2 separate regions of the Mus musculus genome follow, and region 2 is linked to region 1. Evidence: chromatin loops called from intact Hi-C (ENCODE). Cell type or tissue: gastrocnemius. All regions are shown on one strand.

Region 1 (8,000 bases):
TCACAGTCTGCACAGATGTGCAGCACAGGGCGGGTGTGGAGAACAGCCCCCGCAGCAAGCACTGGGCCTGCAGAGTTTCTGAAGGAGAAAGTCCTGGCTCACACTGGGTACTAGGCCTGCCATGTGATAACAGATGTCAGAACATACCCAGACAATGGCATCTGACCTCCTCTACTTTCCCTTTCCCTATTTATACATGTATGGATGTGTTTTTGCAGTATAAAGGATTAAAGCCAAAGCCTCAGGCATACTAATCAAGACCTCTGTCACTGAGCAGGGAGGGCTGTCAGCCTCTCTCTGGAGATTCTAGGCAGGGACTCTCCCACTGAACCACGCCCCCAGCCCCTCACCTGCTAGGCAGGTGCTCTACCACTGAGCCACACTCCCAGACCCTCACTGGAACAGTCTTAAATAAGTGCTCTGCCACTAAGCTACATTCCAAGCCCTCTTCTTATTTTATACTTTAAGACAGGATCTCACTAAGCCTCCAGAGCTGAACCTGAGCTTTTAATCTCCTATTTGAGTATTCCCCCAAAATACAGGGTTACAGGTTGTGCCACCAAGCCTGGCTTCCCTTTACAATATCTGCTTTCCTACTGCGTCCCTGTGGCCTCTTTGGTTTGGCTACTTCCTTCCCTATGACATTCCAACAACTTCACAATTTAATCAATTGTCTCTGCCAACATCAGAGGCCCAGACCTCTGGACTAAGGCTTCTAAGGGCCACTGGTCACTCCCAGGCTGAGCAAAGACCATCAGAAAGTACCCTTGCTACCACCCCTCTAGTCCCACAGTGACAGCCCTCTAGGCCCAGTGCAGCCTCTGTTGTCACTGGTCTTACAGAGAACCTGGCAAAGCACAAAAAGCAAGGGCAAGGATCTCATCAAATACCCACAGGGTGCCCTGTCACACGTGCACTGGGCCATAGCAGCAGAAAGAAACAGGTCAGATGATAGGAGCAGCGGGGGAAGGGCCGACCAACCCCCCAACCAAGATGGCCACTGCAGGAGCACAGAGTGTGCACTGTCAGTCACAGACCTCTTCCCAGAGGAGATGCCAAAAGCTCTCGCAAACCGAGGCATGGGGCTAGGGAGACAGTTCAGTGGATAAAGCATTTGCCTTTCAAACATGTACATCTGAGTTTGGATCCTCAGCTGGATCACAGATCAATAAGCTGGGCATGGCAGGACATACCTGTAAGCCCAGTGATGTTAAGAAAGATATGAAGCAGAGATAGGCAGACAGATCCTGCAAACTTGTTGGCCAGCTCTCTAGACTACTTGATTATGTCTCAGGCCAATCATGCACAGACAGACAGACAGACAGGCAGGCAGGCAGACACAGACACACACACACACACACACAAGCAGGGCATCAGGCAAAGTAACCATGACCAGAACACTGAAGCTACTTTGAAAATGTACAATCTGGGGCGGGGCCTGCAAGAGACACCTGCAGCTCAGATTACTTCTGCATCCAATTATTTTTGTTTGCTTTGATTACACAATTTCAAGAAAATCTGAATTCACAAGGGTGGCAGATAACACTTTTGTCAGGCAGACACCCCTGCAAATATGTCTATTTCACATCTGAGTGAATACAGGGTTTTGTAAATTATAACTCAGTAAAATCATTTAAACAGCTAAAGTGTAATTTGAAAGTGAATGAGAGTCAAACATTTATGATGCTTCAGCAGGGGACTGCGATACTCCTAGTCCTGTGAAGTGTCACAGGGAACCCTGCTCTGGCCACCAGCATGACCACAGAAAACAGAGCCAACCTTGTGACATCAGGGACAGTGGTGGGCTTCAATCCTGTAATCTCAGGGTGTCTTGCACTGTCCCTTGGCCCCACTGAGAAGCAGCTGACTGCCAGTTGCACCCTAGGTGCATCACAACCCCAAATATCAGGCAAGAGCAAATATTCACGGGAAACAGACATAGAAAGTGGCTATTTTGAGTTCCAGTTCAATTGAAAACTATTCATAGACCAATTTAATAATCAAGAACTGTGAAATCGACTCTTGAATCGTTGAATTCAGGTGGGGAGGTTCACAAGCACCTTAAATCACTGCTCCAAAGTGGGTAATTTAATTAGAATGGCAGCATTTGCTCTGCTACTTACGAACCAAGTACAGAGAGACAGACATGGCAAGGCAGCTTCTCAGGTGACACATACACGCAGGGTGGGATTGGGGGTTTGGGATCACTCAGATAAACTGTCCTCAGCAGGGAGTTCAGGAGAGCCTTGCAGGAAGACTGCCAAACCCAAGAGTGGAATTTAGAGGCAGCATTCCCCTTACCCTATCCACCTGGCCCAGATGCAAACAAGCCCAAGGCCATGCCATAACAGCCACTTTGCTGGGATACTGAAGACCAGGGCTCAGCGGAACAGAACCAGGCAGCAAGACTGGATAGCAGGAAATCACCACTTGGCCTAAGCCAGCTACCCAACCTTCACTCTGAAGCTAGGCTCTGCTACCTAAGGAAGGCAGTGCCACAGGTACACAGGCCAGCCTTGCACCTAGGTAACAATGTGGAATGCTACACATACGGCAGACGGAGGGAGATGCTTGTGCTATGGCACCACAGGAGAGGGTGGAGTCTTAAGGGTATCTAGGAGGCCTGAGTTATAATATTTCAGATTATAAAGAAAACTTTTTATCCCTTCCCAAGAAAAAAAGAGTCCCCTCAGGAATATTAGGTATCTAATGCAAGGACTTGTGCTTGCTAGATAGGCACTACCCCTGGTCTACATCAATCACTCATTCTTACACGCTCCTCTCCTTCATATGGACTGTCTGTGCTCACCAGTGCAGGCCAGAGATCCATGTCAGAATGCCTTCTCAATCTCTCCACTTTATTCATTTTATCTTTTGAGACAGGGCCTCTCACTGAACCTGTGGCTCAGTGTTTTGACCAGGCTAGCTAGCAAGTGAGCCCCTGAAATCTGCCTGCCTCTGTCTAATAGAAACACAGCACTGTGCCCAGCTCTATGAGGGTTATGGAGACCTGAATTTAGGTCCAAATGCTTGTGTAGCAGGTGTTTTACTCGGTGAGTCATCTTCTCAGTCCCCATCCTCTCTCTCTCTCTTTTTTTAAAAGATTTATTTATTTATTATATGTAAGTACACTGTAGCTGTCTTCAGACACACCAGAAGAGGAGTCAGATCTTGTTAAGGATGGTTGTGAGCCACCATGTGGTTGCTGGGATTTGAACTCTGGACCTTCGGAAGAGCAGTCGGGTGCTCTTACCCACTGAGCCATCTCACCAGCCCCCCCATCCTCTCGCTTAAGAACAAAACACATTTCATCCACTGTGGAGGCCAGAAGCAGATATCGAGGAATGCCTGGTCTATAGAAGATGCCAGACAACAGGCAGGATTGCAGGCCACAGCAGATCCCAAGGTCAGTTCCCAGACAGAATAGGTTCCCAGGTTTCCAACAGGACAAGGTTAGACTATAAATTGCAGTTCAGAGCAAAGCAGAGAGAGGGCGCTCCGGAGCATCATTTGCAGAGCTTCAGTGAAGCCCTGAGCACAATGATCAACAGGCTGAGTTCCTCCTGGCTGCAAAACAGGCATAAATCACCAACCAGGTGACTGCAGGGGAAGGAACAGCTCACATAAAGCAAACAGGCCGCAGCAAATACCTTCTGAGATTTCAGGATACATACTGGTCTCTGAGTGAGGAGAAAGCACTGGGTGGGGTTGCCTGCAGGGGCTGGTATTTTAAGTACAATAGACATCACAGACCTGAGTAGATGGTGTGCAGGAGGAAGGGTGTGTGGAAGGAAGCAGATGGGAAGCCTGCAGGTGAGCCAGGCAAGCACAGGGTCCTGCACATCCTCTGGTACCTGCAGCAGGCTAACTAGATGTCAGCTGGTATGGCAAACATGGACTACAGGTCCAAGCTCTCCAGAGCTGAGGTACTGCTGCCTAACTGGCCATGGCAAAGGAAAAAACAAAAACAAAAAAAAACAGTGAAGAAAGGAATGATTTAGTCCATGGTGAGGCAGAAAGCATGAAGTAAAAGAAGAGAATTTGGTATCTTGGGTTAGATCCCTAAGATCCTGAAGGGACTCTTCCCCACAGGCACAAGAGAAGATAGATGTGTGGGACACTTAGGGGATGAAAGGCTAAACACTCTTATATCCAGGGCACACTCACTCACACTGTGTGGAAATAGGAGTTGGCTAGGAGACTCAGAGTCCTTTGCCAGGAGGCAGTGAAGAACAAAGGAACGGGAACAAGAAGGAAAAAACCTCAGGAGGAAGAGAGAGGGGACACAAAAGCTGTCTAGATGGGCCTTGGACTACAGATGTGAGCAGAAGCCAGACAGTAGTGAAGGGGCAAAGCTCTAGAAATCCTGGGTCCTGCTTAGAAATGGGAAGCTGTGTGGGAACAGGTGGGTATTCTCCATCCAGGAGTTCCATGGAGGAAACAGACTGGCAAGCTCCAAAGGAGGTGGGGGCATCCCATGGAGGGGACAAGGGCCTGCAGATAGATAAAGCACCACCTAAAACAGGGCCGCAGTACCATGTCCAAAAGAGGCTCTCAACACTCTCGGCCAGGCTTCTCAAGTCTCACCTACCAGATAGGCCTAGACAACCAGGCACACAGGATGCAGAGATACAGGAACCATCAAGTTAACATGGATCTCAAATTGAAATGGGGACTTCTCCTACTGGGTCTACAGGCCCTATGAGAGCCTCAACAGCTGGAAGAATTTGAGCAACTTCATTCTAACACGGATCCCCATCATCTCTTGGGGTTGTTGTCTCTCTCTCTTGTCCTCCCCCCTGGCCCCCAGGGAGGTTCTCTCCATTCAACTCCAGCCTTTCTTCCAAGGAAGAGAAGAGAAAGCTCATAAAAAATTAAAGTTCTTGCTCCACAGCGTGCTGAACTCTGAGGGCAGCGGCATTTCCACGAACCTCTGGGGCTTCAGAGCGAAGCTCTTGGTGCTTCAAGGAGAAGCTGAGCGTGTTTATCGATCGCTGCCTTTCTGAGGCAGCATCTGCTGAGAGAATGAGTTCAGGCCTTTGAAAGCCATCTTTGGATGTGGCGGGACACTGCCGCTCACTTTCATGTTAGCTTCATCAGAAACACAGGACTAAGAATATACACTTTCAAGGAACCAGGCCTGGCCAAGAGATACTGCAAAGCGGCAGGAGACATTTTAACAAACTTCTCCAAGACAATGAATGCTCCTTCCAGCTCTTCCTTGTCTGACCTAGCATTTCCAGCCCTGAGGCCTGCCTTCCCCAGTTTGAGCCCAGCACCCACACTCATGCAGCAAGAAAGCATACCTGTATCAACAGATGCTGTGGGGTCCCAAACACTGTGCTACCATAGAGCAGCTCTAAGGAAGAGCTCGGTGCCCATCCGAGAAAGAAGCCGCGGCCAAGTCACGGTGTGTCCATATACAGTGAGTTGTCGCATGCTGTAGAGCTCATTGAGAAGCTGGCTCTAACAACTGACTGAGTCCTCCTGCTCCATGTCAGACCAGGCATGTCTGTCTATGAGTATCCTCTGAGGCCTCTTGTCTGCGCTGGCCCACCTAACTTTGTGACAGCTAAACAGTCTAAGAGTAAAAATGTCATACTATTGAAATGGCTGGAACCATTGCCAACAGAGGTTACCAGTGTTTATCCTGTGATATAAAAATGCCTTCAGTGAGAAAGAGAAGCCAAAGGTCAGCCAGGAAGAGAAAACTCAATGGAAACTGCCAGCTGTGGTGTCTGCTGGACGGTGTGCACACCCAACTACATGTTTGTTCCCTAGGGATGGGTCATGTATCTGTCACTTGTCCAGTCACTTGTTATATACTTAATAAAGTCGCTCATTCAAAATCACAAGTACAGCTGGGCAGTGGTGTCACACGCCTTTCATCCCAGTGCTTGCGAGGCAAGAGCAGGCGGATCTCTGTGAGTTTAAAGCCAGCCTGGTCTACAAAGCAAGTTCTGGGATAGCCAGGGATGGGGGATATTACACAGAGAAACTCTGTCTGGAAGGAAAAAACGAAAACCAAAACCCCCACAAGTGTGAGTTCTGCAGGGCATTCACCACACCACATAGAAACCAGTGCTGGAGCGCCAGGTGGTGCAGAGACAGTGTGTTCATGTGTCTCTACGGTCATGGCCAAGCCCAGGTTCTATGTTTAAAACCAAAACAATATGTAGCAGAAGATGGCCTAGACGGCCATCATTGGGAAGAGAGGCCCCTTGGTCTTGCAAACTTTATATGCCTCAGTACAGGGGAACACCAGGGCCAAGAAGTGGGAGTGGGTGGGTAGGGGGGTGGGGGGGGGAGGGTATAGGGGACTTTCCGGATAGCATTTGAAATGTAAATGAAGAAAATACCTAATGAAAAAAAAATAAATTAAAAAACAAAACACTGAAAACCTCTGAGGGCTGGTGCTGCAGCACCATTGACAGAATGCTCGCTCGCCTAGCCTGCAGTTCCCTGGCACTGCATAAACAGGTGTAGTAGTATACACCCGTGATCCTAGCACTTAGGAGGTAGAGACAGAAGATCAGAATTCAAGATCATTCTTGGCTATGTAGCAAATTCAAGGTGGGCCTGAGCTACATGATATCTTGTCTAAGCAATAAAATATAAAGCTGGCATGAAGGCACATGCTGTTAATTCCCCAAAGGCAGAGGCAGGCAGATCTCTGTGAGTTTGAGGCCAGCCTGGACTACAGAGCTAGCTCTAGGACATCTAGGGCTCCATGGCCAAGGGCATTTCTGAAGTAGGTGACATCTCTGTGAGAACTGAGGATCAGTGTGAAGCCCTAATCACCAACATGCCAGTGTTGGGAGGAGCCTGGCCAGGGAGGGGAGGGCACTTGTGATGAGGTGAGGGACATTAGAGGAGACTCTCAGGAGCAGATGCCAAGCAGAAAGACAGCCCCTCCTCACTCGCACATCTGCCAGCACTGCAACCTCAGCCACCTGGCTGCAGGCCCCTGAGGAAAGACAAGCTTGCAAATTAGGAGCCCTAACTAGAGCACAACTGTGACAAGCCCAAACACACCAATAGAACCCCAATTCAGTAACACTTGAGGAGAGGTGTCACACAGACACTTCAGAGCCTTTGTGGTGACAGCCCAAAGCAGTCTGACGCGTACCAATAGCGGTCGTCTCCTACAGATTATAATGGAATTTCCATGTACACGGTGAATTTTTTGTAATTCATCTCTTTCATGAAGCTAAAAAAAAATTAGTAAATTTTTCTTCAAACCTACAGCACCTCTTTATCCTTGGAGGGCTGAGGAACACAGATCAAAACCTGCTAACACAAATGATTTCCAACCTTGAAGTTTGCGGATGAGTCAATGCAGACCTAAGCCGCTGAGTCACCTCTGCGAAGCCACTGTGTGTGCACCAGGAAAACTAGAAGATGCTTGCCCCTCCTGGCTGCTGGGCACAATGCCTGGCATAGCCTGCAGCACTGACCTAAAACATCTCAGGTCAGGAACTAAGCCACCAGGTGCCTATAGGTTCCCAATCGCTACCTCTATGTTAAGAGGAAATGTGCAAAATGTGGATCCCCAAACCGGAGGCATCTGAGCAGTCACCTTCAGTCCCTACACCATGTGCACTGGGCAAGAAGGGGTCAGCATGTCCATGCTTCCTCCCAGCCCACCAGGGAGTCTCTAAAAACTGAAAGAAAATTACAGAAATCTGCTTGTCCAGTGAGTGAAGAATTAACAGGGACCTTCCAGAGACAGAGTTATGGCCCCAGAAATAGATGACAGGGACAATAAATGATAAGTAAATAGATGACAGGCCAATAAATTAGCCCTATAGTCTGCACCGGGCCCTATCCCTAAACCCAGGAAATACTCACCCATGTAATTAGGGCAAGCCCTAACAAAGCCACAGGGAGTCAGATTGTAGTGGTCAGTGAGCGTTTTTTCCAGTGACCATCATGATGTCAGATGCTCTCAGACAGTAAGACAGGGAGTTGGGGAAGGGTCTGCCAATAGAGCTTTGAAA
Region 2 (8,000 bases), 210 kb after region 1:
GGGATTAAACACCTTTTGTGGGAAGCTGAACATTTGGGGCCTATCTCTCATTAGCATGGAGGACTCCAGGATTTTATGCTTGTATTCTTATGTTAATTTGAGTCCCTATACTCTTTCTCTTTCTCTTTCTCTTTCTCCTTCTCTTTCTCTTTCTCTTTCTCTTTCTCTTTCTCTTTCTCTTTCTCTTTCTCTTTCTCTTTCTTCCTTCCTTCCTTTCTTTCTTTCTTTCTTTCTTTTTTTCTTTCTTTCTTTTTAATTCAGCTCTCATATACTGGTCCCTGGTTTTGTTTTTGTTTTTAAAATGATTTTTTTGTTTTTGTTTGTTTGTTTGTTTTGTTGTTGTTGTTGTTTTCGAGATAGGGTTTCTCTGTATAGCCCTGGCTGTCCTGGAGCTCACTTTGTAGACCAGGCTGGCCTCGAACTCAGAAATCCGCCTGCCTCTGCCTTCCGAGTGCTGGGATTAAAGGTGTGCGCCACCATGCCCAGCTTGAATATTTTTTCTTAAAGATTTATTTTATTTTTCCTTACACACCTGGGTTTGGATTTGTGCACATGAGTGCAGGTGAGCCCCCTGCAGCTGGAGGTACAGGTAGGTAGGTGTGAACTGTCTTTGTTTGGATGCTGGGAACTAAACGTGTGTCTTCCTCTGTAAGAGCTGAGCCACCTCTCCAAGCCAACACATCTGATTCCTGGGCTACCCTAGTTCTTTTTCTATTACAAAGACCAGGACCTAAAACAGTTCAGGGAGGAAAGGCGTTATTCTACTTCCAGATTGCAGTTCTTCACCAACCCAGCAACCCAGAGGCTGGAACTAATCAGAGACCATGGAGGGACGATGCCTACTAGCTTGCTCCTCCTGGCTTGCTCAGCTATCTTTCATAGATAGCCTAGGCCCATCTGCTCAGGGGTGGCACTGTCCACAGTGGATTGGTCCTCCTACATCCATTAGCAATCAAGAGAATACCCCCACGCCAATCTGATGGTGGCAGCTCCTCAATGGCGATGCCTTCTTCGCTGTTCTTGCTGTCAAGTTGACAGAAACCTACTCAGCACACTAGCATTCAACCAGCTTCTCACAGCTAGAGAGTGTTTGCTTCATCTGCTTCCTGTGTCCCTTCTGCCTGAGTGGCCACTCAGGCAGGTTAAGTCTCACCCTCCCCAGTGAGATTTCACTCTAAGGACTTGGGGGTCACAAAAAGGAGAGAAGCCTTTTCATAGTAACACACATCCGGGTCTGTTTAACACCCAAAGAGCAGCCAGCCCTGCACAGAAATGTTTTGCAGCTTATATAAATTTTGAGCTAGGACATTCCACATAAACTGTCACCTGTAAATTTCCTTTAGGGCCCAGTGCCAAGTCACACTTGTTAAGCAGTAAAACAGAAACTGTGAGGTTGGCCAATTCTGGACAAATGAGAGATTTACATAGCAAAGCTATTGTCCCAGTTATTGTGAACTGGTATTATTGTTAACTGAGGTCACTCTGCCTGCCTGGCTGAATTATGTTGTTTCTGATAAGTGACAGAGAGTCTAATGGGCCACTGTAAGCCACAGTCTCTCCTTTGGAATGTCCATCAGAGACATACCCTCCTTGGCTAAATTCCACTTTTGGGTAATTTTATATTTCCCAAGCAAGTTTATTGGTAAATCCTTTATAATAGTTTATCCCTCCCATTTTCTCCTCCACCAAGAACACACCTTTAATACAGAGCAAAGGAGGTAAAAGATAGAAAAAATCAGAGAGACACAGGAAGAGACAGGGAATTTCAATTACCCTGAAGTCTAGCTTAGGATTCCTGCTGAGAGTCAGGAAGCACCAACACATTGAAAGGTCACAACCCCACCACTATGTAGCAATTTCCTCTGAGATGAAACAGCTCCTTAAGACTTTACCCTGGCCTGGAGAGATGGCTTAGGGGTTAAGAGCACTGGTTGCTCTTCCAGAGGACCCAGGGATCCAGGTTCAATTCCCAGCACCCCCATGGCAGTTCACAACTGTCTATAACTCCAGTTCCAGGGCATCTGACTCCCTCACACAGATATATTCAGGTAAAACGCCAATTAATGGTGGTGCGTGCCTTTAAACTCAGCACTTAGGAGGCAGAGACAGAGATCTCTGTGAGTGAGAGAGAGATTGTTCCAGGACAGTCAAGGATACACAGAAAAATCCTGTCTCAAAAACCAAACCAAACAAACAAAAAGACTCAGTGCTCCAATGAGGGAGTGGAACATTTATTTTATCCTGCAGCAAAGCTCTTTAAGATTCCAGAAACACACAACTCCCTAACTTTAGGAAGTCCCTGAAACTCATTAGACTCACAACTCCCCTTCCCCAAGCTCTAAGCTCTATAAACACCCTCCAACTTATCAGCTGCCTACAGCTTCTCTAGGTAGCTCCAGGTTCGCAGCTTTCATGAGGTCTCTGTCACCTGTGTTCTCTGTCACCTGTGCTAGAGTGGGCTTTTGGTGATGCAGCCATAAGACCTCATTTAACATGAGAAAAAAAACATATTGGCATAACTCAATGCTCAGCTATCCAGCACTTTCCATAACTGCATAAACAAATATACTGACCCTCTGTTAAAAACTAATTTTAAAAAGAAAAGAAAAGAAAAGAAATCCCTTGAACCAACCTGTGGTTGCATTTACAGACACATCCGAATCCAGACTCGTTCCCATCCCCTCTCCACCTCAAATACTCAGGGAAGAGAAATAAACGACTTCATACATTTCTTTTCCCCGAATTTAAACTTTGATCTTTCTAAAAATTATTTTAGATTCATTTATTTTTATGTGTATGAGTGTTTTCGCCTGCATGGATGTATGTCCACTAACATGTGTGTGTTGTGTCAAGGGGTCAAAAGAGGGTGTCAGATCTATTAGAACTGGAGTTACAGACAGTTGTGAGACACCATGAAGGTGCTAGGAATCGAATCTGGATCCTCTGCAAGGGTAACAGTGCTTTTAACCACGGAGACGTTGCTCCAGTGAAGTGGAAACTGAAGGGTTCTTTACAAAGTTGTTTGGATGGTGTTTTGCTGGGACAAACACACGAAGGAGTGCTTTCCTGAAGTGGACGCAGGTGAATGACAAGGCAGACTCGTGGAGGAACCTTTAGCTGAAGCAGACACAGAGGAAAGATGTTCTGCCAAAGCAAGCACACGGCAGGACCCGTGATGAAGGATTCTTTGCTAAGAACACGCACGCATTGGTCTATCTTACGCTGCGTTGTTGAGCGCCACTTGTTGGAATGCCATAGGGAGAAATGCACCAAAAAACTTCTAGTGGTGTGCTGCAGTTTCTTGCTGCTTCCCTGGACTCAGGCTGATTGGCAGTGATGTCAGCTGAGACAAAAGCATGTTATGAGGCAAGACCCGTGGGGAATGCATGATGTTTAGAGGGAGTATAAAAAGGACTCGGGTGAACAGTGACAGAGGCTGAACTAGGCTTGCTTAGAGAGCTAGCTGTGCAATGATCGTTGATCTTGTGTCTTCGCTGATCTTTGCTTTGCTGAGAGAGGCATAGCCGAGACTTCTGGCCTTCCTGCTGACCCTAGTCCCTCAGACTGATTTGAGCTGAGGCTGAGGCCTGCTATTGATTAGTGTTTGCTAACCCGACTCTACTGAACTGGACTGCTGGTGTATCAGTGAAATGTTTATGAGCGGATCAAGCTGCCACTGTTAACCTGTGAACTGAACTAATGATTTCCAGACAACACAGATGGGAGTTACTCCAAAGAGCCTTTCTCCCCTGTATCCTTTCTTCTCCACTACTTCTGGTGGGTGATGGGCTAAAAGGGAGGTTAAAGCATTTAAAAACCTTCATTAAAAATAGGGATTGGGGCTGGTGAGATGGCTCAGTGGGTTAGAGCACCCGACTGCTCTTCCGAAGGTCCAGAGTTCAAATCCCAGCAACCACATGGTGGCTCACAACCATCCTTAACGAGATCTGACTCCCTCTTCTGGAGTGTCTGAAGACAGCTACAATGTACTTACATATAATAAATAAATAAATCTTTAAAAAAAATAAGGGCCGAGCGTGGTGGCGCACGCCTTTAATCCCAGCACTTGGGAGGCAGAGAGGTGAATTTCTGAGTTCGAGGCCAGCCTGGTCTACAAGAGTGAGTTCCAGGACAGCCAGGGGAACACAGAAAAACCCTGTCTCAAAAAATTTAAGAAAAAAAAAAAAAAAAGGATTGAAAAAGTTAGTTATGCTCCAGCCCTTCTATTTTCTCAACACAGGTTTTCATGTTTCCCAAGCTACCCACAAACTCCCTACCTAGTTTGGGATTATAACAGGGCTCCAGACTTTAGTAGGCCCCAGACCTTAGCACAACTGACTCCATAATGGAAATACCATTCAAGCTATAAAACTCAGCACAGAAACAGAACCAGCAGCCAAAACAAAAACAAAGACCTAATCCATCAGAGTGCATTGTTCTGGGAAAGTCTCTAAATGCACTAACCTTCTTTTTTGGCTTCTGTAATTCTGCTTCTAGCTAACTGTTCTTGTTAACTGAAGTATGTCAACCCAGAATATGGCTTTTGTGCTTAAAAGCTTATCTTGAGAAAGGCACTGGGCTACACAGGGAGGGATCACAAACACCCAGTGTAGTCACCATCAGGCTAATAAAGACTTTCTATTGGCTTAAACCACGTCTGACCAGCCTTCTCTGGTGAATATCCCACAACAGGGATAACCTTGAATTCCTGATCTTCCTGCTTCTGTTTCCAAGTGCTGGAATTACAGGTGTGTATCACCACACAGTTGGGGGCTCTGGAGATGAACCCCAGGCCCTTACTGCATACTAGGCAAGCTGTTTTACCAGCTGAGCTCTGTCCCCAACCTCCCGACTTTACTTTAAGTCTTGTAAACCACAAGCATCCTTGGAGCAGGGTAGCTTAGAAAGCCACAGAATCCTATGGAATCAGGATCAAGAGACTTGATTGAGCTGTGTTCTGGGAGTGGTGGCACTCATTTCTTGGGTATGTACTCTTCTTTATGGAACCATCTCCCGCTACAAGCCCGATCTCAGCTGGAAAACATTCCTTCTCTGACTCCTCACTCTGATTTTCGGCAGTCAGGTGCAAGGGTCCAGCTTTACTTCAATGGTTCTCCCTACGTGGGGGTGGGGAGCTACTGCTGAAAAACAGGAAATGCAAAAAAAAAAAAATCTTCTGTGAATTTCCATTACTGGCCAAAGAACATAGGATCTTTATGCCTCCCCATTGCCTCCAGGAAAATTAGCTGATTGACTGGAAATGAAGCCAGGAGACAGCTCCAAGGCCAGGGACACTGGTCTCCACGGCCCCTTCCTCCTAAGTCAAGCTGTCTGCACTGGCCTCGATCTGTGGAAAGGGCTGCTGGAGTTCGTTGGCTGTTTGCATAATTTCCTCTGCCTTCTCGGGTCACATACAAGGATGCCACATGGTAAGTTTACCTTCTTTTATCCTACCAGCTGTCAATTGTTTCAGAGACTCAGTTATCAACCCTGAGAGTAGAGAGGTTTCTCCTTCTACCACACCAGCCACATGGACAGATCTGACCCTCAGTGAGTACTGATTGATTGGTAGATAGGGCTGGAGAAATGTCTCATTGAGAAAGGGCATTGGCTACTCTTTTAAGAGGATCTGAGCTTGACTCCCCCCACACCTATATGATGCTCCACGACTGCCTGGAATTCCAGTTCCAGGGGATCCAACACCCTCTGCTGGCTTCTGTGGACACTGAATAGACATGGTGCTCAAAGATGCATGCAAAACACCCATACACAAAAGAGAAAATTAAAATACTGGGAACCAAGTATTCAAATATTTGAACCTATTGAAGTACATCTTATTCAAACCACCACAGCAACTTAGGCAATTTAGTTTGGTTTAGCTCACAGTTCCAGGTTCTAGCCCAAGTTATAGCAGGAGAGTCAAAGCAAGAGAAAATTTGAATAGCTGTTCTTACCACATTCCCCAGTCAGAAGAGGATGAATGAATGATTGCATGTTCACCCCCAGTCAGAAGAGGATGAATGAATGATTGCATGTTCACCCCCAGTCAGAAGAGGATGAATGAATGATTGCATGTTCACCCCCAGTCAGAAGAGGATGAATGAATGATTGCATGTTCACCCCCAGTCAGAAGAGGATGAATGAATGATTGCATGTTCACCCCCAGTCAGAAGAGGATGAATGAATGATTGCATGTTCACCCTCAGTCAGAAGAGGATGAATGAATGACTGCATGTTCACCCCCAGTCAGAAGAGGATGAATGAATGATTGCATGTTCACCCCCAGTCAGAAGAGGATGAATGAATGATTGCATGTTCACCCCCAGTCAGAAGAGGATGAATGAATGATTGCATGTTCACCCCCAGTCAGAAGAGGATGAATGAATGATTGCATGTTCACCCCCAGTCAGAAGAGGATGAATGAATGATTGCATGTTCACCCTCAGTCAGAAGAGGATGAATGAATGACTGCATGTTCACCCTCAGTCAGAAGAGGATGAATGAATGACTGCATGTTCACCCCCAGTCAGAAGAGGATGAATGAATGATTACATGTTCACTCCCAGTCAGAAGAGGATGAATGAATGATTGCATGTTCACCCCCTTCAGAAGAGGATGAATGAATGATTACATGTTCACCCCCAGTCAGAAGAGGATGAATGAATGATTGCATGTTCACCCCCTTCAGAAGAGGATGAATGAATGATTGCATGTTCATGTGCTTGTTTGTGCTCCACTGGATTTCTCATGATCAGGCCCTGCCTAGGAAATGGTGCCACCCACAGTGGACTGGGCCTATTTACAGCAGTGAATTTAATTAAGCCAGTACACCATAGGCCAACCCAATGTAGATAACCCTTCACTGAGACTAAGGAATGACCCCAACCCCTCACTGAGGGATTCGAGACAGTTGCTCTACATACTGAACCATGACCACATTTTAAACAGTTTTATGCAAATGGTATCATAAGTCACAGCCACTGTGTTCTGGAGGCCTACTTCCAGAATTTTGCATTTCCCAGGCAGCAACTTTGCACCTTATAGTTACTAACTCTACCTGAGGCAGACCAGAGGGACTTACTATTCCCAGGGTCCTGGGGCAACAGTTTATTCTCATCACAATGCTGTTACAACATTGTCAACAATAGGTCTTTATGATAAGGACCTCTTTTATTGTTTATCCTTGCCTTGTGCTGGAGAGATGGCTCTATAGTTAAGAGCACTGGCCACTCTTGCAGAGGACTCAGGTACAATTCCTAACAAACTATGTAACTCCAACAAGGATAGTGCCCTCTTCTGGCTCCTAGGGTTATAGCACTTAAATGATGCACATACATACATGTAGGCAAATACTTATTTGCTCTCTTGCTCTCTCTCTCTCTCTCTCTCTCTCTCTCTCTCACACACACACACACACACACACACACACTAATAATAAAATATTAAAAACACTAAGGTGTTGGGTGCAACTTGTCTCTCTACTTGACCACATAATTCTTTTTTTGTTTGTTTGTTTTTGTTTTTGCTTTTTTGGTTTTTTTCGAGACAGGGTTTCTCTGTATAGCCCTGGCTGTCCTGGAATTCACTTTGTTTGTTTGTTTGTTTGTTTGTTTGTTTGTTTGAGACAGGGATTCTCTGTGTGTAGCTCTGGCTGTTCTGGAACTCACTCTGTAGACCAGGCTGGCCTCAAACTCAGAAATCTGCCTGCCTCTGCCTCCCAAGTGCTGGAATTAAAGGTGTGCACCACCACTGCCGGGCAAATGATTATTATTTTTGTTTGTTTGTTTATTTATTTATTTATTTATTTAGTTTTTTCGAGACAGGGTTTCTTTGTGCTCAGTCTGTAGACCAGGCTGGCCTTGAACTCAGAAATCTGTCTGCCTCTGCCTCCCGAATGCTGGGATTAAAGGCGTGTGCCACCACCGCCCAGCTACCACATAATTCTTTCTTTTGAAATTTTTCATAGTAATTTTTGTTACATGTGCACTGATGTTCAGCCA

What was found. Hi-C counts contacts between places; a loop is a spot of excess contacts. Peaks named below come from ENCODE experiments on the same cell type or tissue, not always from the same donor. Only the 100,000 strongest peaks of a DNase experiment are listed, where the experiment ranks them.
Region 2: a loop joins it to region 1, with 2.1 times the contacts of the local background. A loop is called at or near these places in 7 of 42 quality-filtered maps.

Annotation. Positions count from the first base shown.
Region 1 is chr5:140,194,389-140,202,388 of GRCm38, forward strand. The region is part of intron 10 of Mad1l1 (MAD1 mitotic arrest deficient 1-like 1); the gene reads right to left. Among named protein-coding and RNA genes, the nearest start is that of Gm16120, 9.6 kb to the right of the region's middle. In gastrocnemius, a CTCF peak has its summit at 3,484; a DNase peak (open chromatin) is centred at 3,485.
Region 2 is chr5:140,401,719-140,409,718 of GRCm38, forward strand. It overlaps Gm30550 (a long non-coding RNA gene), which reads left to right and starts at 4,679. Exons shown (of 3, transcript XR_377166.3): 1 at 4,679-4,748; 2 at 5,238-5,429. In gastrocnemius, no CTCF peak of the experiment used is centred here; no DNase peak of the experiment used is centred here.